Linked DNA regions of Mus musculus: all the other regions are linked to region 2. A link is a loop called in an ENCODE intact Hi-C map of the cell type or tissue named here. Cell type or tissue: gastrocnemius. All regions are shown on one strand. Region 1 overlaps Nolc1 (nucleolar and coiled-body phosphoprotein 1). Region 2 overlaps Nfkb2 (nuclear factor of kappa light polypeptide gene enhancer in B cells 2, p49/p100). Region 3 overlaps Elovl3 (elongation of very long chain fatty acids (FEN1/Elo2, SUR4/Elo3, yeast)-like 3).

Region 1 (8,000 bases), 220 kb after region 2:
AGGGTATCCTAGGCTGACCTCAGAGTTGTTTTGTAGCCAAGGATGATCTTCAAGTACTGGGCTTACAGGCATGTGCCACCAAGTTCCATTTTATGTGGGGCTGGGGACTAAACCCCGGGTTTCAAAAGCACGCTAAGAACACGCTCTACCAACTGAGTCCCAGGCCCACAGTGGCTTCTTGAAGGTCTTCACTAAACCCTTTCTCTAGTCTTCTAACCAAAAAGTGATGTGCTCGTTGGAACAAAAACAAAGTGTGGATTAGTGACGTGCCTCAGTGCTCACTGTTCATGTGGAGGACCTGAGTGAGTAGTCTAGAATCTACAGTAGGTGGATCATCATTACCGGCAACTCCAGGTCTAGGAGAGCATGGTTCCTCCGACCTCTGAGGACATCTGCATTCATGTGTACACACACACACACAACACACACACACTAAAGGGAAAAGAAAAACATTTTAAAACTACACTATAGAATATGGGAAGGCAGTCCCCTGTTTTCCTTGGCTTCAATCCCCACCCACTCAAAGGCAGCCAGCAATGAGGGCTGGAGAGATGGTTCAGCCATTAAGAGCACCTACTCTTGCAGAAGACCAAGGTTCAATTCCCAGAACCCTCATGGTAGCTCACAACCACCCATAACCTCAGTTCCACAAAACCAACAGACCCTCCTATGGTGCACACACCTGCATACAGGCAAGAGTTTCATACTCACAGAGAACATATTTAAAAAATTAAAATGATAGCAGGCAACAATTTCCTACTATTGTTCCAGACTTAAAGTTGTTTTTCTATAAGCTTCTATACAGCTTTCTTATGCTTTTATGAAATATAATTATACTGTGAAATAATTTACCGTATATAAGTATATTATAGTATAAAAATATAATTATACTGTGGGGAAAAAGAAAACGAAATCTCCCATTGTCTTTAGGGAGTTTCTGGTTGACTCAGTGGGGGTGTCTGAGGCCATTCTGCCCATTCACACACTGATTCCTGTTTAATGCCTCTTCTACCTCTGCCTCTGTCTCAGGAACCGGCTCAGCTTTTCTTCTTAGCTTCAGTATTTCTTTGAGACAGGGTTTCTCTGTGTAGCCCTGGCTGTCCTGGAACTCACTTTGTAGCCCACGCTGGCCTCGAACTCAGATATCTGCCTCTCTGCTTCCCGAGTGCTGGGACTAAAGGCGTGCGCCACCACGCCCGGCTGGTTTTTCTTTTTCTGGTTGGTGTTTGAACTCTACCTTTCCCACTTCCAATGTTTTATTTGGTGAACGGTACACACCAAGGCATTAGGAGTGAGAAAGTGGCGATTCACACGGTTCAGATGGCCTGACGCTGATCCCTGCAACCAGGTAAAGGTAGCAACAGAAAACGGAGTCCACGAAATTGTCCTCCGGGCTTCACACATACGCCCTGGACTTCACTTCCTCCGCGTCCTTCCTGTCGTAGGAAGGTTGTAGAGAGGAACAGAACTGGTAGAGTACACATACATTATAAACTTAGGGGCTAGGGAGATGTCTCAGCAGCACAGAGTGCCGGCAATTTTTACAGGGGACCGGACTCGGGGTTGGGAAACCCACAGCTGCTCCAGCCCCGGGGCTCTTGACAGCGTTTTTTGGCCTCCAGAGTTACTGCACACACATAGCAGAGACACAGAAACATACATACAAATAAAAACCAAGCGCTAAGTCGGGCGTGGTAGTGCACGCCTTTAATCCCAGCACTCGGGAGACAGAGGCAGGTGGATTTCTGAGTTTAAGGCCAGCCTGCTCTACAGAGTGAGCTCCAGGACAGCCAAGGCTACACAGAGAAACCCTGTCTCAAAAACCAAAAAAAAAAAAAAAAAAAAAAAACAAGCGCTAGAGGGGCATTAACTAGGGTGGCATACACGATAGGGGCTAGGGAGTCCAATAACACAGTCCACACAGGGTGCTAGAGAGGCTGAGAACCCAGAACTCCTCAGTAAACTGATGCCTCCGTAGACCCAAGCTGGCGCTGCAGGTGCCCATGTCGGAAGGCATCAGAGGTCTCATGTCCACAAAGGTAACAATAGCTGCAGAGATGGACACACCCACCAGTGAAAGCACAGCCCGTGGACAAGTCTGCTTTCCCTCAGATAGCTTTGTATCTGTGCTGATAACGTGGTATCCTCTCAGAGGGAGGGTCTCTCCCCTCCCGTAGTCTGCCTTCTCTGGTGAAGGGTTTATTTCTCCCAGCTAATCCGTTCTGGAAAAGTCCTCACAGACCTGAGGCGTGTATCTCTCATTTGATGTCAGATCCCATCAAATTGGCCTTCAAGGTTAACCCTATCACACACCTTGGCATTTCCGTGCCCCAAGGAAAAGTACTGAATGCTAGCTCCTGATTCCAAGAGGTGCACATTCCATGCTTCCAGAAATAGAGAAATATATCTAAGAGAAACAATGACTTACTGTCCAGGGAGGAAGCTTGGGTACACGCCACCACTGGCTGGGCTCCCTGGCTTCTGGCTCTATGTCAGGATCCAACTGTCCTTGGAATCGTGACAGCAGCAGAGGTGGGTATCCCAACATTAGGAACTTGTACTTACTGCTACAGCAAAGGGCAGAACAAAGCTGTCCTCACCATGTTAGCTATCCCATACAACCCTCTCGAGACCCCGACCACTTACTCATCAGCACGTCCAATGTGTACGAAGTAGATGTTTTTTAAAAATATAATGATCAGGGATTATATCCCTGGCTGAACTGAAACTCCTCACCTTGTAGACCAGGCTAGCCTGAAGCTCAGAGATCATCTGTCTCTGCCAACTGAGTGCCGGGTTAAAAGGCAAGGCTACCTCATCCACTGCCTCCAGCTTGATTTTTATTTATCTTCAAATGTATCTATGTTGTATATACATCTATTTTTCTTGTCTTTTTTTTTTCTCCAAGACAGGGTTTCTCTAGCCCCTAAAATAACTGTCTTAAAGACAAAACAAAAAACTAAAGAGGAGGTAAAGTTTTAAAAAGTTCAAAAAAAAAAAAAAGAAAAGAAAAGAAAAGAAAACAAAAGCCAGGCAGTGATGCACACACATTTGATCCCAAGCACTTGGAAGGCAGAAGCAAGGGAATCTCTGAGTTCCAGGACAGACTGTGTGGCAGCCAGGGCCACACAGACACACCAGAAATGGGCCACATGGTTGCTGGAAATTGAACTCAGGACCTCTGAAGAGCAGTCAGTGCTCTTAACTGCTGAGCCATCTCTCCAGCCCCTGTTTTTTTTTGTTTTTTTTTGTTTTTGTTTTTTGTTTTTTGTTTTTGGTTCTCTGTATAGCCCTGGCTGTCCTGGAACTTTTACATTGAAATGCCTTATTTTATCCAGGTGTGGTGGCCCACGCCTCTAATCCCAGCACTTGGGGAAGGCAGAGGCAGGAGGATCTCTTGAGTTTAGAGGCCAGTCTAGTCTACAGAGCCTGAAGGTTTCTGTGTCCTCACTCTGTCCTGGAACTCACTCTGTAGACCAGGCTGGCCTTGAACTCAGAAATCCACCTGCCTCTGCCTCCCAAGTGCTGGGATTAAAGGCGTGCACCACCACTGCCCGACTTTGCTCTCTCATTTCTTTTGTTTTGTTTTTTTTGTTTTTTGTTTTTTTTGAGACAGGGTTTCTCTGTGTAGCCCTGGCTGTCCTGGCAATCACTTTGTAGACCAGGCTGGCCTCGAACTCAGAAATCCACCTGCCTCTGCCTCCCGAGTGCTGGGATTAAAGGCGTGCGCCACCACGCCCGGCTGCTCTCTCATTTCTTAAAACACCACTTCCCCAACCACTAAAGGCAACCATTACCTCCCTCTTTACATCTTTACTTGGATGGGCCACAGGGTTCCATGAAAACCCTGGCTTCTACAAATCATATTGCTTGCAGTTGACTTTCAGGTATCAGGCGACCACATATGGCAGAGGTCTCCTTTCAATACCCTCCACAACCAGAGAACCTCAACTGAGGGCCTTACATCTCTATTTAAAAGCTCATAGCAGGAACAGGCTTCTTATGCAGGGGTTAAGAGCGCCACCTCCTGGCCTCTTCAGTAATTGCAGAAGTTAAAGCAGGCTCTTAAGAGGGCTGGAATTGTGAAAACTTGTCTTTAAAAACTTGTGAGATTCTTGTCTTTAAAAATAAAAGACACTTTGCCACTAAGCCGGAGGTCCTGAGTGTATTAACAAGGACCCACCTGGTAAAGAGACCTGATTCCTAAGTTTGTCCTCTAACCACAAGCGTCCTATGACGTTATCCCCACAACACACACACACACACTTTTAACTTCGGTTTACTCAGTGTTTGCCTGCATGCATGCTATAATACGCACGTGCTTCGAAAGCAGCATGTGCTTTTTAACTGCTGAGCTTTTAACTCCATCCCAAATAAATATAATTTTAAAAAGGTTCTTTTTAAAGAAAAAAACGTGCTACACAATGCAGTACAAGCCTTTAATCCCAGTACTAGGTTAGCAGATCTCTTGAATTTAAGGCTAGCCTGGCAGGGCGTGGTGGCGCACGCCTTTAATCCCAGCACTTGGGAGGCAGAGGCAGGCGGATTTCTGAGTTTGAGGCCAGCCTGGTCTACAGAGTGAGTTCCAGAACAGTGAGGACAAAGAGAAAACCCTGTTAGACTAGACTGGCCTCTAAACTCAAGAGATCCTCCTGCCTCTGCCTTCCCCAAGTGCTGGGATTAGAGGCGTGGGCCACCACACCTGGATAAAATAAGGCATTTCAATGTAAAAATCATTTTTTAGTCCCCAGATGATACAAACACAAGTAGCAGAGCTAGTTTTGGCTTACAGGTCATTAGCTCAACTAAACCCTGAAAAAGAGCTATGCAAGGCACACACCATCTCTAAAATACAGGGGGTAGGGGGAGGTTCGAGTCCAGAAAAGGAAGTGAGGGTCGGGTTGAGAACTGGCAAGCTGAGAGCCTCTACAGTGAACTCAAGCAGGTCTCAGCCCCAGCCCCCTACTTGTTCCGTTACGTACAAAGCTACAAGGCCTTACGTGCACAACGACATAACTCTGAACACATTAGGAACCATTCACTTTATTGTTTTGTGGTAAGACACAGAACTTTGACCATGCAGCCTTCCACAAGGAGCTGCCACAGCTTTTAGCAGGTTACCAGGTGAGCGTGGACACCAAACAGGGGAGGCAATGCCCGGTATCCGTTTCTCACCAGGCCAGCCACGTCCCACCCCTGCCCTCACTGCCAATGGTCACATCCTACAGCTTTATAATCCACTCCCTTGGCCCAGGAATCTCTCTGCTCTTTACTTCCTGCGGTGATAGAGATCACACTTGGTCTATGAATGCTAAGCAAGCACACTACCACCCAGCTATGCCTCCCTGCCTCCTGGCTAGTCTGTATCAGTAACATTATAGGTAAGGTACTAATAGTGAGTCCAGGGGACCAACTTGAACAGGGCATAATTACTCCTGTGTACCGACTTCAAGACAAAATGGTCCTGCTTAGTTAGAGCCCTCCTGCCTCCTTGGGCTGTCTCCTGCTGCTGCTCCAGGTGCCCAGGAGATCCAGTGTATCTACTTCACACCAGGGTTCATAGGTCATCTCCATTTCCTTGACCAGTGACTCAACCATGCAGGTACTTACCAGCCTGTCCTTGATGTTAATAAGAATCAAATACATCCATGAACTTGTCAATATACAACAGTCAAGTTGTTGCAAAATGTCTGTCAGAAAAGCTTACTTCGAAATTAAAACTAAAAGTACTGTAAACATGTAGCAGTAACAGCTACCAAGAACAAAACAAAGACAGCTGCATGGCATTCACACACTCGAGAATCCTGCCTGCCAATTAGTAGGTTACTGCACCAAGAATGGCAATTTTATCCCCCAAAGTTGGTAGATCCACGCTGGCTTCTAGAAGCTTTGGTGCCGGGCCCAATGGATGAAGATGAGCACAGAGTATGCTTAGCAGACAATCATCACAAGACTTATGTCATTGCCCACCAGGGCTTTCACATAAAGAGAATCCTCCAGTAGGGAAAATTATTACCATGTGTTGTTTTGCTTTGCCTTAGGCAACAGCTAAGACTTTAATCTGTGGAAGTCATCTCTGAAAATCACAACAAAAATCTGTATGACATGATTTAATATAAAATATACAAATCTCTCAGTATGAAGACCCACAGAACAGGAAGGCAATTGACAACTGAATGGGTTTCTTTAAAAAAAAAAATCCTTTTTGTCCTTGATATTCAGCTGTCCAGAAAAAGGAGCCTGAGAGGACTGCAGGCTGACACACCTCAGGACCTGCTCCACACCGTCCTTGTCACAACTGTCTCCTAACACGGAGTTTCTGGGTCCACTGGAGTTGAGTGCCAGTCTCCCAAAATCACCCTTCCTTTGCCAAAGGATGACCACGTGTCACTCGCTGTCGAATTTGACGGAATTGACCTGGACAGAGATGGAGCCTCCCCGGTAGCTGCCTCGCTTCTTCTTCGTTTTTTCATGCCGGAAGGACTTGCCTTTGGTGAACTTCAGAACCTGATTGGCTCGCTCCCCCCAGTCTCCAGCTGCACCTCGCTGGTTTAAAAAAAAAAAAGAGGTCATTGCACAGAAGACAATCCGGTGCCCTGTCACCTTCTTTCTCTATTGCCCCTTCAAAGCAGTCTGAATCCACGAGGTTCCAGCAACCTGAACCAAAAAACTCATCTTCCCTCCAGGGTCCCAAGAGTGGCAAACAGTTCTCACCTTGGCATCAAAGGAATTGTCCGCCACTCGAGAGTCCACCTCAATCTCCTCCTCCCTGACCCTTCGGAAAGGGGAAGACGCCCTTCTTTCTCCCTAGAGAAGAATGCAGTAAACGTTAAATTGGTGATTTAACAGCTCTTCTTAAAAGCACCCGCTATCAGGCTAGACTGAGCAGTCAATGGTCTCAGGAGTCTAAAGGACAACGTAGCCAACGTGCCTTCTTCCTTTTTGGAAACGTATTGGGGGTCTCGAGCTTAACTTTCTTAGCTTGAGGAGTTGTTGCTTCATCTGCGGTCTCATTCTGCTTCCGTTTTTTGCCTGAACCTACAAAAAAAAAAAAGCTAGACTCAGGAGCCAGGCCTCCCGGGAAGCTCCACCAGCACTCAGGAGATAACTGTCTCCCCGTCCACCTCCCTCCCTGAGGACATCCCAGGACTACAGACAAAACCCAGGGGATGGGATGACTCCACAGATACATGCCTGGCTTGGTCCCAGCTGCCTTTTTCTTCTCTTCTGTTTCTTCCTCCTCCTCTTCCTCCTCACTTTCCTTGGCTGCTTTTCCATTCAGAGAAGCTGGAGTGCCATTGGCCTTGCTTGCCTGTATTTTAGGGGTAGTAGCTTTGGGCTTCTTTTTTTTCTCCTCTTCACTGGAATCTTCGGAGCTGCTGCTGCTGCTGCTGCTGCTGCTCTTGGCCTCTGCTTTCTTCCCAGGGGCTGGTGTAGAAACGGCTCCACCTGCTGCCTTCTTCTTAGCTGGGGGCTTAGGAGTCTTCTCCTCCTCTTCACTGCTGGAACTATCTGAGTCAGAGCTGCTGTCCCCAGCAGCCTGAGGGGCCTGTTTGGCGGGTGCTGCTTTAGCAGTCACCTTGGCCTTGGGGGTTGTGGCACTTTTCTTGGAGGCCTCCTCCTCCTCGCTGGAGCTGCTTTCCTCCTCGCTGGAGCTGCTGTCAGCCTTCCTGCTCTGAGGTTTCTGGTTACTGCCTGCAGGTTGCTTAGGAGTTGTCACTGCCTTTGCTGCAGATGGCTTCGGAGTGACAGCTGGCTTGGGACTCTTGGTTGTACTGACTGGCTTGGCAGGAGCTTCATCCTCAGAACTGTCAGAATCTAGAGAGAGGAGACAGAATGAACAGCTCCCCAAAATCAACCTCAGGGGAGCCCTGTAAGAGCAGCCCAAGGCAGTGAGTACCCCAGCAGCCCAGAGCTCTGGGCAGCGTTACCCGAGCTGTCTGAAGAGCTTTCTGCTTTCTTCTTCACTGGAGCTGCTTTGGCGGGTGTCTTGGAGACGA
Region 2 (8,000 bases):
CTCTCCTTGTAAGACCCCGCTCCATGGACTGGAGACATAGCTTATTTGGTAGAGAGATTGGTAGCATGCAGAAGGTCCTGGGTTCGATCCCCAGCCCTCCCTGTACATGCCAGACTCGGTGGTACACACCTATAGTTCCAGCACTTAGGAGGCGGAGGCAAAAGAGTCATAAATTCAAGGTCTTCTTTGACAACATAGCCAGTTTGAGCCTAGTCTGGCATACTTGAGATCCTACCTCAAAACAAACAACCAACGACCAAGACCAGGCTCCAGGTCGGGACTGGCACTCCTGGAAAGGAACCTGGGGTCCCTGTGCTGTCTCCCTAGGAGCCTGGAGCAAATGCAGTCCTGGATCACTCGCATCAATGTGGTGGCTGCCATGTTTTCTGCACCCCCCTTCCCAGCTGCTGTTAGCTCCCAGAAGAAATTCAGCCGCCCTCTGCTGCCCAGTGCTGCCACCCGCCTCTCCCAGGTAGTTCCAAGTGGCTCAGTCCCCCTGTGGGATGACAGTGGGATGGAAGTGGGGGGGGCAGTAAGCCATAGTCCAGGCTGCATGTGTGGTTAGACATTTGTGCAGGAGTCCTGCGTGGGTCACAAGAGGGAGGCAGCCCCTTGATAAAATTTGCACGAAGGACCTATATATAGACTGGTGACACTGACCGGGCCTAGTTGGCTGTTAGGAGGAGCAGGTGAGGACCCATGAGGCCAAGCTGAAGGCCATGGCCAGCGAGCTGAGAGAGCACCGGGCTGCACATCTGGGAAAGAAGGCCCGAGGCAAGGAGGCGGATGAGCAGCGGCAGAAGGAGGCCTACCTGGAGTTTGAGGTGAGCCTCCTTGACTGGGGCCTTGGTATCTCCCACACAGGACGAGGCTAGGGATAAGGGTCTGATAGCTAAGCCTGGAACCCAGCTAGGTGACTGGCAGATCTCTAAGTCTTCATTTTCTTTGTGGGGGATGGAGGCTAAATTCCATACCCACTAGGGTCAGGTGACACGTCTGTTATGTAGTCTGTCTCAAGCCCTAGTAAAAGCTACAAAAATGTCTGCTGTCACTACAGGTGGTTCAGAGAGCTCGGAGAGGGCCAGTAACCTCTCAAAAATGTCTTCTGGGACCCAGCATCTATGTGTTTGCTGGGTGGTGGGGTGGAAAGGGCCAGAGGAGGGGCAGGTCTTTATTGCTCCGGCCTTCTGTCTCAGAAATCCCGCTACGGCACCTATGCAGCACTGCTTCGAGTCAAGATGAAGGCAGCCAGCGAGGAGCTGGACACCATAGAGGCAGCCCTGGCCCAGGCTGGGAGCACGGAGGATGGATGCCCTCCGCCTCACTCCAGTCCTTCCCTGCGGCCCAAGCCCACCAGCCAGCCCCGGGCTCAGCGTCCTGGCTCAGAAACCCGGGCTGGAGCAGGCAGTACAAGGCCAAAGCCCTGAGCAGGGCATAGGAGCGATGGGGGCAGTGCCCGCTGGGCACCTGCATGATGACATACACGGTCCTGCCTGAGCTCAGCTAGCCTCGGGCCAGCCACGAGGGCCTCCTGGTCCAGGGCCCGACCGCGCCGGACGCGGTGTCCGGGGCAGGGCAGGGCTGAGCCGGGCCTCAGAGCCTAGGCTGAGGGCCTCTCAGAGACCCCCTTTTTGTGATAATGTTTTGCACTTTTTCGTACAGGAAGGGTGGGAGGGGCCCATGCCCCTAATTTTTGATGGGGGTTTCCTTTCCTTTCCTTCTTTCTTTTTTTTTTTTCTTCCTTTTTTTTTTCGTGGGGGAGGCCTGATCAAGTTTCTGCTTTCTGCTGAGACCACCTCACCCTTACACCAGCAACACCCCTCCATCCTGGGGCCTGGCTCAGACAGAAGCCAGGAGTTGGGGCTGAGCTGGTCCCCCTATTCCTCCCCAAGGGCTCACCTCTCTCTTTGCAGAGACAGAGGAAGGGCATCCACTTTGAGGCCCCATCCACAGGCTGGGGTGGCACGGCCTGCTTCCCTTCTTTGGTGGGCCCTACCCTTTGTACAGCCTCCACCCTCATTAAAACTGCTCTGAATTGCTGGCTGGGCCTCCTCCTCTATTCTCGCTCAGGGACTGGGATGGGCAGCACATTGGGGTTGCTGTACCGTAAGTTGGGGAGGGGTCTTCCCCTTTATTTGACCCACCGAGATGTGGGCTTGAGGTTTAAATAAGATTTCGATTAGACAGGGATGCTGTACAGAGGGATCTGGGTGGAAGTTGACCGGGGCCATTCAGTGCACCTGAGGCTGGGGGTGCCCGTGGCAGAGCCCTCCTGGAGGCTCAGGGGGTGGACACAGCTTCTCTGCCTCCTGCTCCACTGACTGGCTCCCATAGGCACTGTCTTCTTTCACCTCTGCTAGGGAACAGGGGAGAGTCAAGCCTCATGCCTTCTCCCCTCAGCCCAGACACACCTTCCAAGGTGGTTGTCCTTACCTGTGCTGGGCAGCTTGTCGCGGGTCTCAGGACCTTTCAGCAGCCTGACTCCCTCATGGAGACCCATGTCAGACAAGGCCTCCAATAGACCCACCAAGTCCCCACCAGCCAGCTGCCGAGAAAAGGCGACAGGAGGTCTGAGTGATGCTTAGGGTGTGGGGTTAGAGAGTCTTGGTGGGGGAGGGAACTCTGAGAGGCCAAGGTTTCAGGCTTCAGGGCAGGGTACAGGCTGCCTCACCTTGTAACTACGAAGGAGACTGCCGCTGGGAGACGGGGTCTTCCTGTATGTGTCCACCAGGCTTCTCAACCCCAGTCGCTCTGCCAGCTCTGCCCAGCTGCCCTGGGCTTCGGGACCATCCAGCAGTTGCTCCAGGTTCTGCAGGGCTGCATCCCCCAGGGACAGCCCTGGCCCTTAGGGGACAAATACGGACCTGTGAGTTAGCTAATAGGTGTGCAGGGACACGTACCCAGACAGCTTCTCTCCCTTGTAACCTGACAGACATGGTGGACAGATCAACGGGGCATGGAAGAGGAGCTAGACAAAGGAAGCCCTCGCCAGAGTCCCTAAGGATATCACCTCTGGAAGGAGGTGCCTGAGACCACTGCAACCTCACCTGCAGGGCTGGGTGGGGCCAGGGGTGGCTCCGTGGTGTTCTGAGCAGCATTTAGCAGCAGAGTCTTCACCTGGGGAGATGGTGTTGACTGTCATCCGGACCTTAAGCCCAGCTTTCCCTAGGTCCATCATCTGGGACACACCCCCAAGTCCAGAAGGTCCCCAGTCCCCACCTCAGTACTTCTATTGCAAGGGTGGCCTCACCTTGGTACTGCAAGTGAGGTCAAGAGGGGTATGGCCTCGGAAGTTTCTTTGGGTATCCCTCTCAGGCCCTTCAGAGTCGGAGTCGCTCCCAGAGGTCGAGGGTGAGGGCAGCGGGCACAGAGGCTCCTCATTCTCTGCATGGATGTCAGCACCTGGGGGAGGGAGGCAGTCCTCAGGAGAGACTAGTGGAGGCTCCTACATTGAGGACTGAACCATGGGGAGCTGGGGGTTCCCCCTTCCCCCCCTTGCCCTTCATACACCAATGGTGAAACTGACCAGCCTTTAGAAGGAGGCGAGTAAGAGTTGGGGACCCGAGTCCAGCTGCCAGGTGGAGGGGTGTGTTTCCAGCAAAGGTCCGGGCATTCACATTAGCATGGAGCTGTAGGGTGCAAGCAGAGAGCAGCATAGTCCAGCCAGCCAAGCCCTTGCCACGCAGATCATCATTCCGGGTCCTCCCACAGTCCGCAGCCCCATCCCTTCCATAGTCCTCATTCCTACCTTGGTGACTAGATGGGTGACCAGCCCCAACTCCTCCATCTCTGTGGCTAGATGCAGGGCAGTTCGGCCCCCTTGCCTCTCTGGGGCCTCCACTTCAGCTCCACAGTCAACTAACAGATCCAGGCACTCAGGGCTTCGGGCATGGACTGCCAGGTGTACAGGGTATAGTCCTAGAGAAATAGCACACGCGCCTGCAGCTTTGACCCTCAAAATGGCCTCCGGATGCACTCTGACCAGGCAACCTCCGCTCGTGTTTATTGATCATATACACTCCTCGGTCCCCACCCTTGTTCCCAGGACAGGAGTAGGTTGGAAACTTACCCTCAAAATCAGGCATGTGCAATATTTGGGGCACAGCATGGGCTCCGCTGCGCAACAGTGCCTGCAACAGCTCTGGGGCTGCAGCACCTGCCCGGAGAGCCAAGTGGAGGGCGGAGTCTCCGTGCCGATCCAGCAGCGTGGGGTCTGCACCCACCTGCAGCAGGAAGCTCACCACCCTTGTCTGCCCAGTGATTACCGCCAGGTGCAGAGGCGTCTGAGGAGAGAGGCAGCGTTAGGCCAGCTTTGGACTCCCTGCCTTCAACCTCTTACCAAAGGCTTCCCCTTACCTGGTGCAGGTGGTTGGTGAGGTTGATGACGCCGAGGTACTGAGCGTGATAAATGACGTGGGCTATCTGCTCAATGACACCAGTCTGCCCATGGATGATGGCCAGGTGCAGTGGCCTGAGGGTTGGAGATTGAGACTTTGTCTTCAGAAACCCAGCCACCCAGAGCAGCACATCTGCCCTCAAAACTCCACACTTCCGCGGTCTCCTTTACCGAGGCCCCTTGAAACCTAAATGTCATCATCTTAATCTTTTGTCACACCTTGCTATTTGTACCCCTTCACAGCTAATAAAATTGAAGGTCGGGGAGAGTAAATATCTTGAACAGAAGTAGAAAACAGCGAGGACCTGAGACCAGATCTGTCCAAGCCTAGGGTTCAGCTCTTTGTAGATTCCTCTACCCGAACATCTAGACCTGGTAGCAGAAGACCCCAGCCACTGGAGGTCCCACGGAAGCCCGTCCTCTGGTTGCTTACGTGTCTCCGTTCTCGTCCTGTGCCATCAGCAGGTGGCGCTGTCCCGCTAGCAGAGCACGCGCGTCTGCGGTGACGCCGTAGTCCAGCAACGCTCGGGCGCTGCGCTGCGCCAGACCGAACAGGCGCGCGTTGTACTCGCGAGCTAGGGGGCGACAGGGGGCGTGGGTGCGGGCCAGATCCCCAGCTTGGCGCGCGCCCACCCCCAGCGTTCCTGAGATGTACCTCGCTGCAGTGTGTCAAGGGCCTGTGGTTCGCCCTGGGGAGCCTCCGGGGGCGTCCTGGGCTCCTCTGCCCCCTCGCCAGCATCGGTGTCCCGTCTAGAACCGGCCATCTGCGCTCCACCTCCCCCACCCGGATAGCAGCCCATTGGGGCTGCACCGGATTGGTAGGGGTTGTAGGCCAAGGAGGAGGAGAAAAAGCCGAGGCTGCCACCTGTGGGCATGGGGAAGGCAGTGTGAGGTGCCAGCCAGGACTCTCCCAGATTCCTCTCCTAACTTCCCTTATCTCCTCCATCCTTCTCCCTGCCACTTGCACCTCCTCACCTCCTCCAGCGCCTCCATAACCCCCAGCGGAGCCCCCAGAACCTCCACCCATGTGGGATCCGCCCCCGAAGGGCTGGGAGAAGGTGGGCAAGGCCTTTCTCCGCTTCCTCTGCACTTCCTCCTTGTCTAGGAGGAAAGAGAAACGGGGTGTTAAAACCTAATATGGGTCAGACCCTAGATTCCTCAAGCTGGCTCCTGGGAGTCAACTCTAGGCCACCTCCTGGCCCGCCTCGCTCCGTCCAGCCTTTGGGAATGCTGAAGCCCGACTCACCTTCCACCAGAGGGTAATATGTGAACTGTTTGGAGTCCGAGACATCGCCCCCACGCTTGCGTTTCAGCTGCAGGAACACCGTTACAGGCCTCTCGATCTTCATCTTGTGATAGGGCGGTGTCCGGAACACAATGGCATACTGGGGTGGAGGATGGGAGAGCAACATGGTGTCAGTAAGGTTTCTTCGTAGTTCTGTCTCCAGGACAGGCCCTAGTCCCTCAGTACCTGTTTATGAACGTCTGTGGGAGAGAAGTCCCCAAAGGCTTGCCATCCATTCTCATCATCCTCATAGAACCGAACCTCAATGTCGTCTACAGAGAAAAGTGCGGCTTAGCCACAGGGAGAGCCTGCAGCCCCGCTGCATGGATCCCGAAATTACCCTTACAGCCAGCGTTTCCAGCTCCCAGAGGGCTTCTGCCTCACCTTTTTGCACCTTATCACAGAGCAAATAAACTTCGTCTCCACCGCGCACGGAACCCGCTGTCTTGTCCATTCGGGAGATCTTCAGGTTCGAGGCCCCTGGAGACTCTATAAGGTGGGGGATGGGTTAGGGACACATTGATGGGATCGGAGGCTCGGTGGGGTCATTATCAAACTTCAGGAAATGCAGTATTCACATTTACCACTCAGAAGCAACACTCAGATGTTCTGACTACCGAGCACTCACCACCCCACACGTGGCAGGGCCAGGTTCAGACCCATAGCTGGAAGGTATCTCAAGCGCTCTTTTGGGAATGCATGCTTGGCCCCCTGCAGAATACTCACTGCTGTCATGGATGGGCTGGGAGATCACAGGCTTCAGGGGCAAGGAGAAGGAGCCATCGCTAGCTCGAAGGAAAGCTGAGAAGCGCAGCCGTACAATGCTCAGATCCATGACTTTCTTCAGCTCCTTGGCCTCCTGCTCTAGCTCCCGCCGCTCAGCCTCTGGATGGACAATGTGGGTGGTGTGAGCTCTGGGCTGCTCTTCCCGGCTCCTCTAGGAACACCTCTCGGAACACCTTTTGTTACCATACCTGTAAGGCCCTGAGGCTTGGAGCGGAGACGCTGCCTCTGAAGTTTCTGGATCATAATCTCCATCATGTTCTTCTTGGTTACATGCAGGACACCCAGATTATTAAATCTGGAGAGGACAAGGAGGAGGCTTTGTCCTCTTTGACCATGAGGCTCTTTCCTCCTGAGGCACCTCCACCCCCACGCTCCACCCCCCATGGTCAGGCTCATCCTGGCTCTGTTCTCCAAGGAAACTGCTCTTTATAGTTGAGCTCTGAGGTTCCTGGGCCAAAGTAAATCTTCCCACTTTGTGTGCTAGTCACACAGGTGGCCTGAGATGAGACCTAAGGCTGGCAGGCAATGAGCATCCCACTGGGGGCCAGGGGCCAGGGCCACCTACTGAGCAGTCATGTCCTTGGGTCCTACAGACACAGCGCACACTCCCAACTCTGAACACTGCTTGCCCACCAGACTGTGGGCATGCGCACGAGGTGGGTCACTGTGTGTCACCAGGTCCACCTCAATCTTGGCCGGTCCCTCATAGTTACAGATCTGAGAATGGCAAAGGATAGTCAGTAGTTGCCCCATACACCATCCCTACCCTCCGGTGTCATCTGAGCTCACCTTGACAGTAGGATAGGTCTTCCGGCCCTTCTCACTGGAGGCACCTGGCAAACCTCCATGGGAGGGGCCTTCACAGCCATATCGAAATCTGAAGCCTCGCTGAAGGTTCCATAGCAGAGACATTGTGATCAGGAGAGGCAACCCCCCCCCCCCCCCCGTCATCCCCACAAGGCAACCACTAGCCATCACTGACCACAGTGACCAAAAGTGTACCTCCTTCTCATAAGCCCCCAACATATCAGCAGCAAGCTATTTAATCTGATCAGTAGGTATAACTACCCTCCCCCCCCCCGCCCCACCTTTTCCCCAAAGGTGAAGCCACCACTCTCTGTCACTCACTCACCTGTTTGGGCTGTTCCACAATCACCAGATAGGGGCCATCAGCTGGAAATAGAGGGGCCTTGCTGAGCCAGGATCTCTGAGACCATCCCTCAGTGGGGCCTCCAGGGGACATGCTCACTCTCCTCTAGGTTCTGAGATACTGCGAGGCCAAAGACTTACTGACCTGTCTCAGGGGCTGGATCCTTAGGCTCCACGATGGAGGGGCTGAATTCAAAATCATCATATTCGGGGATGCCATCCAGGCCCTGCGTTATAGACAGAGAAGGTGGCAGCTGAATCAAGGGTCCCCCCAACCACCCCCTCCCAAGCCCTCTGCAGTCACTCCCTGGACTCCTCCTCAAGCTATGAGGAAGCTCATTTCTGGGCAGGGTTTGCAGACAGCACAGACTGGCAGACTAAGAC
Region 3 (8,000 bases), 170 kb after region 2:
CTGGATGTGGGAGCGCATGTGTGAGAGAGCGTGTGTGTGTGTGTGTGTGTGTGTGTGTGTGTGTGTGTGTGTTTGTGCCTTTGGCTTCACGTCCAAGTGCTTGCTGTGTCTAAGGGGGGCCTGTGTGTGGCTGCACATGTGTCGTCTGTCTCTGGGAGCTCATAGCTTGAACTCTGCCTGTCACTGCTCTGGCTGCTACCCTCTGCCCGGGCCTCCTTCTACTGAAATAGAGGATGAAATCAAGCGGCAGGTATGGAATGTCAGGGGAAGGGGAGCTTGGAAAACCAAAAGTCTGCTGCCAGGACACACTGGAAGGATGGACGGCAACAGAGGGACACAGCTTTTCTTGCGGGCAAACCTCACTGTCCCCTTGGCCAGTTCTGCGTTGCTTCTGTGGCTCCTGGAAAAGTCAGGAGCGTGGTTTGAATTTCAAGGTCATCTGGAGTCTGAAGGAAGGGCTGGCTGCAGAGCACCTCAATTTCCAGAGCTAACTTCCTCCCACATCTCCCCAGAAAATTTGAAGCCCTGCTGGTCCTGCTGTCACAGTTCCTTGCAAGGCCATCTCCACTCCAGGGGACACATTGTTGGGCCTAGGTTTTCCATTGCCATGCCTCCAGCTCCTGTCGTGAGACCTGGAAAGGGAAGTTAACTGACTACCTCCATCCTTGGCCCAACTCCTCTCCTTCCCTACTGGGTTCCCTCCTGTCTTACCTCTCTAGCCCCAGGAAGAGTCCAAGAACAAGACCCGACTGCCAGTGGAAAGAGCAAGAATTCTGTTCAAACCCAGTCCTACTGTCAGCTTGGCTTGAGTTAGGGCTGTGTTCTCAGAGCTGGTTGAAGAGGGTATTACCATGTACAAAACACAGGCCATTGTCCAGCCTCACATCCTTCTGAAAGGTTCTCAATAAATTTGGATCAGCCAAGAGATGCACATCTCGATCAATCCGAGCTAATTCACCACAGTAATGCCATAATGTCCCTGATAATGGGGAGAGGGTGTTGGAGACAGAGACACCCCCACCTAGCTCTCTCCTTCTGACCCTAGTTTCTGTTTTCTGCCCAAGAGGCTCTTGGAGTCAAGAGACCCATTACTGTCCCTTTTCTTTCCTCCCATGCGAGGTCTTGTGAATGTCAACCAGAAAGGGGCCAACCAAGGGGAAACTCAGCAGGGACCCAGGCAGACTCCTTCAGAAAATCAGGCTAGGTCTGAGATAGGAATCCTGGCAAGAAGTGGTGTGTGTGTGTGTGTGTGTGTGTGTGTGTGTGTGTGTGTTGGGAGAACTGTGTACATGAGGTGGAGGAAGAGATGACTGGTAGGAGGTGAGATATGTTTTGGACAAGCAAAGGAACAGAAGGAGCCTATGTCCTTTGTAGGTTTCTTTTCTTCTTTCTTGTTTTTTTATTTTTGTTTCAATTTTCAGATTTTTAAAAAAATTTTATTTGTATGACTGTTTTACCTCCGTGGAGACGAGGTGAGGGACCTGGGTTCCCCGGAACTGGAGTTACTGATGGTAATGGCTGTGAGCTACCATATGGATGCTAGAAATCCAACCTGGGTCCCCTGCAAGAGCAAGTGCTTTAAACTGTGGAGCCGTCTCCCCAGCTTGGTTCTGATATGGAACCATTTACTAAGCCATTTACAAGCCATTTACTAAGAAAGTATAAATAACTCAAACAAGCAGACCCGCCCTACTGTGGAAGCAGACCTAACCCTGAGAGGACTTCAACAGAGGGCTCCAAGGAACACAACTTGGAAAAGCCTCTTTAGGAGCCCACAGATTTAGCTCAGGTCCTAACTGTACTTGTACTTTAAGTTGCTTTGAGTCTCAGGTTCCACCTATGAAATGGGTGGGTTGGGCTAACCATTCCTAACCTCAAGGTCTGAAATCTGAAATTCTCTGAAATCCAAAAGCTGAGGTGGGGGGTACATCCAGTTTTGGGTTTTTAAAAATTATCTTGTTTTGTTTATGTGTATGGGTATTTTATCTGCATGCATGCCTACACGCCGAAAGAGGGCATCAGACCCCATGGGACTACAGTTATGGGTGGTTATGGGCCACCATGTGGATGCTGGGAATTGAACTCAGGACTTCTGGAAGAGCAACCAGTCCTATTAATTACTGAGCCATCTCTCCAGCCTGCAGTTTTTGGAGCTTTTGGATTAGAGATGCTCTACTGGAAATCTAAACACATATTCTTTGGGTATATGTGTGAAAGTTTTGTGTGTGAAGGTGCACATGCAGAGATGGATGGAGGCCAGAGGTTAACATCTGGAGTCTTCCTCAATCATTCTGTCTCTTAGTGTTTTTGTTTTATTTTGTTTTTGTTTTGTGTTGTTTTGAGGCAGAGTTTCTTGTTGAATTTGGATCTGGTCAGTTCACCTTGACTAGCTGGCCAGGGGTCCTCCTGTTTCTATCTCCCCGGTGCTGGGGTTACAGGGTGGTGCTTTGTGGATGCTAGAATAAATCAGACTCAAGTCCTTATGCTTGTATGACAAGTACTTTACCATCTGAATCACTGCTTGTCTTTTCAGGCAGGGTCTCATGTAGCTAAGGCTGGCCTTAAACTCCAGGTCTGCCTTCCAAGGGTACTAGAATTACAGATCTACATTACCACACCTGGCTCTAAACAAATATTCTGTTTTTGAAAAAGAAAAAGAAAAAACAAAAACAAAAACCTTTAAAGCTGGGATAGTAGTGGTGGCGGCAACACACACATGCCTTTAATGCCAGCACTTGGGCTACAGAGGCAGGCAGCTCTCTAAACTGGAAGCCAGCCTGTTCTACAGAATGAGTTCCAGGACAGCCAAGGCTACATAGAGAAATCCTGTCTAGAAAAACCAGATAGATAGATAGATAGATAGATAGATAGTCAGACAGACAGACAGACAGACAGGCAGACAGGCATGGTAACCCAGACCTGAAATTCCAGCATTCAAAGGTGGGAGCAGCAAGGAAGATCAAAAATTAAGGCTAGCCTGAGCTACATGAGACCCTGCCTCAAACAAACAAAATGGAGTAGCCGTGGCACTAGGCATAAGCCCAACAATTAATGAGTCTATCGTACATGTGCTTACATAAAACCTCTCAGTGTACATCTTTTTTCTCATTGGCCTTCTTTCCCAACTCTTTTATTTTTCCCAGTGTATGGGTGTCTTTCCCTGCATATATGTTTGTTCACCAGAGTACCAGAGTGCCTACTCCCTGGGGCGGGGGCGGGGGGGGGGGCAGAAGAAGGCTTTGGATCCCCGGGAACTGGAGATTCAGACAGTTGTGAGCAGCCAGTCATGTAGGTGCTGGGAATTGAAGAAACATCCTCTGGAAGAGCAGCCGGTGCCTTTAGCCGCTGAGCCATCTCCTCTGCCCCGCCCTACTCTATTCTATAGTGCACCATTCGGGATAGCTTTTTGTCAGTGGATAGGAAAAGAGGCAAGAATGTTATGAGGAAACCCTATTAGGAGCCTGATAAATCGATAGTTTGTTGGCTGTTGTTGTTGTTTGTTTGTTTGTTTGTTTGTTTAAGACTGTGTGTCTCACCGTGTGTTCTTGGTTGACCAGGTACACACTGTAGAGTGAAGATCTTCCTGTTTCTGCCTCTTGAGTACTAGGGTCACAGGCACGCACCACATCAGGGTATCCCTAAGCCCCTGATCTTTACTTCTATTAACCTGACATATGTCTTCTCTTTCCTCTACTAGAGACCTCCCTCCATGGAGTTTGGGCTGCTTGGTGAGGCAGAGGCGCGAAGCCCTGCGCTGTCGTTATCGGACGCAGGCACTCCACACCCTCCGCTTCCAGAACATGGCTGCAAGGGGCAGGAGCACAGTGGTGAGCGCGCCCCCTTCTGGGGGTGGAGGAGAAAACAGTTTAGCCTTGATGCGGGGTGGGAGCGAGAGTGATAACCTGAGCGGGAGCCAGCCAGGGGCTGAGGAATTCCTTGAGGCCCCTGAACCAGAGACTCCGCACAGGCCCTAGCGCCCTATGACCTGCCACATTCTGGCCCTCAGACTCGGAGAAGGCCTCGGCCTCACTGCCGGGGGGCTCCCCCGAGGACGGCTCTCTGAAGAAGAAGCAGCGGCGGCAGCGCACGCACTTCACCAGCCAGCAGCTGCAGGAGCTGGAGGCCACCTTCCAGAGGAATCGCTACCCTGACATGAGCACCCGCGAAGAGATCGCGGTGTGGACCAACCTCACTGAGGCCCGCGTGCGGGTATGGCCCCACCTGCGCGCACCTCGCTCTCGTGCCCCCCACCCCCCATCCCAAGTAGCTGGTGACTCTGCGGGGCCGGTGCCACGTCGGGCCCAGTTCCCCACCCTCCTGCTGCCTTGCCTGCCACCCCCATCACTCGATTCCTCGGCTGGGACCAAGGCTCTACCTTCCCCTCATCTCTCTTTGATCCCGAGCTGTTCCCCCAAACCCTGCGGCCCCTGGCTTCACTTCTCTGGCCCCCAGGCTCGGTGCGCTCCTCCCTTCCAGCCTGCATCCACCATGCACCTCTGATCTTCCCCGCCCGGGCTCGATCCTACTGTGGGTGGCCCAGTCCCCAGCCACTCCACCTCCTGACAGCCTTTCTCGGATACCCGCAGGTGTGGTTCAAGAACCGGCGCGCCAAGTGGCGGAAGCGGGAGCGCAGCCAGCAGGCGGAGCTGTGCAAAGGTGGCTTCGCAGCCCCGCTCGGGGGCCTGGTGCCACCCTACGAGGAGGTGTACCCGGGCTACTCGTACGGCAACTGGCCGCCCAAGGCTCTCGCCCCGCCGCTCGCCGCCAAGACCTTCCCGTTCGCCTTCAACTCGGTCAACGTGGGGCCTCTGGCTTCACAGCCTGTATTCTCACCGCCCAGCTCCATCGCCGCTTCTATGGTGCCCTCGGCCGCCGCTGCCCCGGGCACCGTACCAGGTCCCGGAGCCTTGCAGGGCCTGGGCGGGGCACCCCCCGGGCTGGCTCCAGCCGCCGTGTCCTCCGGGGCAGTGTCCTGCCCTTACGCCTCGGCCGCCGCAGCCGCCGCTGCAGCCGCCTCCTCCCCCTATGTATACCGGGACCCGTGTAACTCGAGCCTGGCTAGCCTGCGGCTCAAAGCCAAGCAGCACGCCTCTTTCAGCTATCCCGCCGTGCCCGGGCCGCCGCCGGCCGCTAACCTTAGCCCCTGCCAGTACGCCGTGGAACGGCCGGTGTGAGCCGCAGGTCTGTGGATCCATCCCCGAGGGCGGGGCAGTAATTCACAGCCTCTCCGGACAGGGGTCGCCTAGACTGGCTTGCCCTCGTCCCAGGGTCTGAAAGGGGTGCCAGAGCACCCGGGAAGAGGCCGCGGGCTTCGAAGAGGGCCTTTTCCCTCGCAGCCCCCGAGCGGTGGTCTGACCCCTATGCGGAGACCGCGCCCCTAGGACTAAGGCCAGGAACAGGGACCAGCTCCCCCAGGGCCAATTCACCCTTGGCTCACCCCGCCTTCTCCAGACTCCCCCTATCCCATTTTCAAAGATCAATGAAATAAACGTGCGCGGACTGTCAAAGGCCTGATGATTCAGACTTGCGGTTGAGCCCTCCTTCCCTTCATCCTTCCCATTGTCCAAAAGGACAGCTGGATGTACAGGAACCGAGTGAGCGTCCAGGCTTCTAAGGTTGCCGTCTCACTCCTTTCCTCCAGGATAGGGAAGCAGGGTCTCCTGGAGTAAAAGGAGTATGAAGCTTGGTGTGACCAGCTAGCTGACAGGGATCGTTCTCTGCTGGTGCTGCGACGCCACCTGGTGGTCTCTGGGAGGACAGCCGGTAGGTCTGGTCACCCGTGCTTCCACGCAGCGATCTCTTCTGCAGTTTAGCCTATGATTTTAGGACTTGTTTCTCACTGTTCCTTTCAGAGGCTTGGGTCTCTAACAGCAATAAACTTCTAGTCTGTAAAAGACATTTATTAAGCGCCTACCAGGCCTAGAATTCTTATTGAGTGTTTGTGTGTGCCTCTGTCCTTCCACACACCCTCAGGCTCCCCCCCTGCAGATCACTCACTCCCCAGAGTCAGCCTCCTCCTACCACAGAGTCAGTCCACTCTCCCCTCCCCTCCAAGTCCACAAATCCTCAAGATCATGTTGACCTCTTTTAAAAATAGAGCAAGAAGAGAAAGATTTCTAAATATAAATATAAATAACTCCATTTTAAGGACCTCAGTCCTATCTCCTTCCTAGGGCTTGGTTTTCCTTCACATTAAAGACAGAAACATCAAAGTACCAAACCACACACCCCCTATCCCCAAGGGTGACATTTCTTGGTTGTCATAGCTTCCTGCAACTTTGAGGGTACATATCCCATGGGGGAAACCATACAGGGAGGTACCCTAATCATTCTCCCATACCCTTAGTGCCACGGAGGAACGGCTGAGGCTCCATCTTTCTTTCCTACTCTCATTGGCTCTTGGATGCAACTTTGCCCTTGGGCCTGAGGTAGGCTCGGTGGAAGAAGTGAGCGAATAGGATGAAATAGGTCCCATATAGCATAAAAGACCAGAAGAAGTGTTCCGTTGTTGTGTGGCATCCTTTCTCCTGCCTCCAGATGTAATTCAGTATGCCAAAGATGGTGCCCAGAACCATCTGCAGAATCTGCAGGCTGGTGATGACCATGGGGAGAAGATTAGGATGCTTCAGTTTGGCAGCCTTCATAGTGTAGTAAGTGTACATGACAGAATGGACGCCAAAGTTCATGGTCATGAACCAGCCACCCGAAGGCACTTTGTTCTTGTATCCAAAGCTTGTGAACAGTAGCACTGTGCTGTGGTGGTACCAGTGGACAAAGATGAGTGGACGCTTACGCAGGATGATGAAGGCCGTGTCTCCTGAGAGGTGAGGGATCATAGTCGTCAGGCCACCCAGTGCTGGTACCACTCCCTCCCCGGGGTGTGTGAACACATCTGGAAATCTCACGGTGTGGGTGTGGGGTGGGGATATCTCACTAAGACCCAGGAGTAGGGCCGGGACTCTCCATGTGATGGGTAAGGGAAGAGCGCTGGGGAAGGATTCAAGTCACTGGGCACCGGAGACAAAGCCCCTGCACTCACCCAGTTCAACAACCTTGCTGAGAAGAAAGAGAAAGGACCAGAATCTGACTACGGCGTCATCCGTGTAGATGGCAAAGCACACGGTTTGCTTGAGGCCCACTGTAAACATCACTGTTGCCATAAACTTCCACATCCTCAGAGTACCCAGGATACTGGAGTGAGACCATGCACAAAGGTATGAAGGGATTAGGGGATGGCCAGGCGTGAACCTGACCCAACCACATCCACGTCGGAACCAACTCTCTATCACCTCCTCACCCTTCCGAGGGGAGTGTGGCTACAGCTTTTGAGCTCCCGGGGCCAATCTGGTAGATCTAACAAGTATTCTCCATGAGATATGGGTTAAGAAAAAGCCAGTGGATACAGGGGGAGAGGTGAAAGTCAAAGTTAAGCACAGGGTTCTTGAAGTGGGTTGCCAGTCAGAAGGAAAAAGTGGCAAGAGACAGAAGGACGTGGTAAAGGAGGGGCTGGGGAACTTGATGCTCTTCGATTGCTTTGGAAGAGCAATTTGGGAACTGAGATATTTAAGGCTAGACAATTTTGTCGGCCGTATAGATTTCCCGAGCACAAGAGGAATGGGGTAGAGCCTAACATCTGTATTCCCAGAACTCAGGGGACTGAGGCAGGACGGTTGTGGTATTTGAGGCTAGCCTAGGTTACACAGTGGGCTATTAGAGCAGTCTGGGGTGCAGATTAAGAGACTATCTTTTAAAGTAAACATTTTAAAGAGGGGTGGAACAGAACAGAGACCATAGCCTTGGGCTCAAGGAAGAGAGAAAACCCAGGTACTATGGAAAAGAAGTCGACGTGGCTGAGGATTTGAGAAACCCTCAGGGTAAAATGGAGATGTAAGGACTAAAGAACAGGCAGAGAGCATGGGGTGGAGGACTAACTTACCTGAATATTGCCAGGAAGAAGGACCAGAGGATGAGAGGCCTCTGCAAGCTGAAGCTCTTCCGCG

What was found. A loop is a pair of places that touch in the nucleus more often than their neighbours do. Peaks named below come from ENCODE experiments on the same cell type or tissue, not always from the same donor. Only the 100,000 strongest peaks of a DNase experiment are listed, where the experiment ranks them.
Region 1: a loop joins it to region 2, with 5 times the contacts of the local background. A loop is called at or near these places in 2 of 42 quality-filtered maps.
Region 3: a loop joins it to region 2, with 5 times the contacts of the local background. A loop is called at or near these places in 19 of 42 quality-filtered maps.

Annotation. Positions count from the first base shown.
Region 1 is chr19:46,082,558-46,090,557 of GRCm38, reverse strand. It overlaps Nolc1 (nucleolar and coiled-body phosphoprotein 1), which reads right to left. Exons shown (of 13, transcript NM_001039353.2): 9 at 7,932-8,000; 10 at 7,195-7,818; 11 at 6,932-7,038; 12 at 6,715-6,807; 13 at 5,015-6,546. The coding sequence ends at 6,388. Among named protein-coding and RNA genes, the nearest start is that of Nolc1, 11 kb to the right of the region's middle. In gastrocnemius, a CTCF peak has its summit at 4,021 (motif pointing left); DNase peaks (open chromatin) are centred at 2,500 and 4,027.
Region 2 is chr19:46,306,126-46,314,125 of GRCm38, reverse strand. Nfkb2 (nuclear factor of kappa light polypeptide gene enhancer in B cells 2, p49/p100) reads right to left here. Exons shown (of 22, transcript NM_019408.3): 2 at 7,762-7,843; 3 at 7,600-7,640; 4 at 7,257-7,355; 5 at 7,033-7,184; 6 at 6,656-6,762; 7 at 6,408-6,566; 8 at 6,066-6,170; 9 at 5,868-5,953; 10 at 5,643-5,781; 11 at 5,372-5,497; 12 at 5,052-5,261; 13 at 4,830-4,971; 14 at 4,357-4,471; 15 at 4,070-4,283; 7 more. The coding sequence ends at 2,232. It overlaps Psd (pleckstrin and Sec7 domain containing), which reads left to right. Exons shown (of 18, transcript NM_028627.2): 16 at 328-472; 17 at 681-824; 18 at 1,197-2,039. The coding sequence ends at 1,427. Among named protein-coding and RNA genes, the nearest start is that of Nfkb2, 4.4 kb to the right of the region's middle. In gastrocnemius, a CTCF peak has its summit at 4,849 (motif pointing right); DNase peaks (open chromatin) are centred at 4,886 and 7,045; H3K4me3 peaks cover 1,033 bases; H3K27ac peaks cover 1,035 bases.
Region 3 is chr19:46,133,192-46,141,191 of GRCm38, reverse strand. It overlaps Elovl3 (elongation of very long chain fatty acids (FEN1/Elo2, SUR4/Elo3, yeast)-like 3), which reads right to left. Exons shown (of 4, transcript NM_007703.2): 2 at 7,937-8,000; 3 at 7,040-7,191; 4 at 5,498-6,817. The coding sequence ends at 6,390. It overlaps Pitx3 (paired-like homeodomain transcription factor 3), which reads left to right. Exons shown (of 4, transcript NM_008852.4): 2 at 3,698-3,827; 3 at 4,007-4,209; 4 at 4,587-5,507. The coding sequence starts at 3,710. The coding sequence ends at 5,174. Among named protein-coding and RNA genes, the nearest start is that of Elovl3, 5.3 kb to the right of the region's middle. In gastrocnemius, CTCF peaks have their summits at 3,843 (motif pointing left) and 4,626 (motif pointing right); DNase peaks (open chromatin) are centred at 4,076, 4,663, 5,057, 5,736 and 3 more places; H3K4me3 peaks cover 2,469 bases; H3K27ac peaks cover 2,941 bases.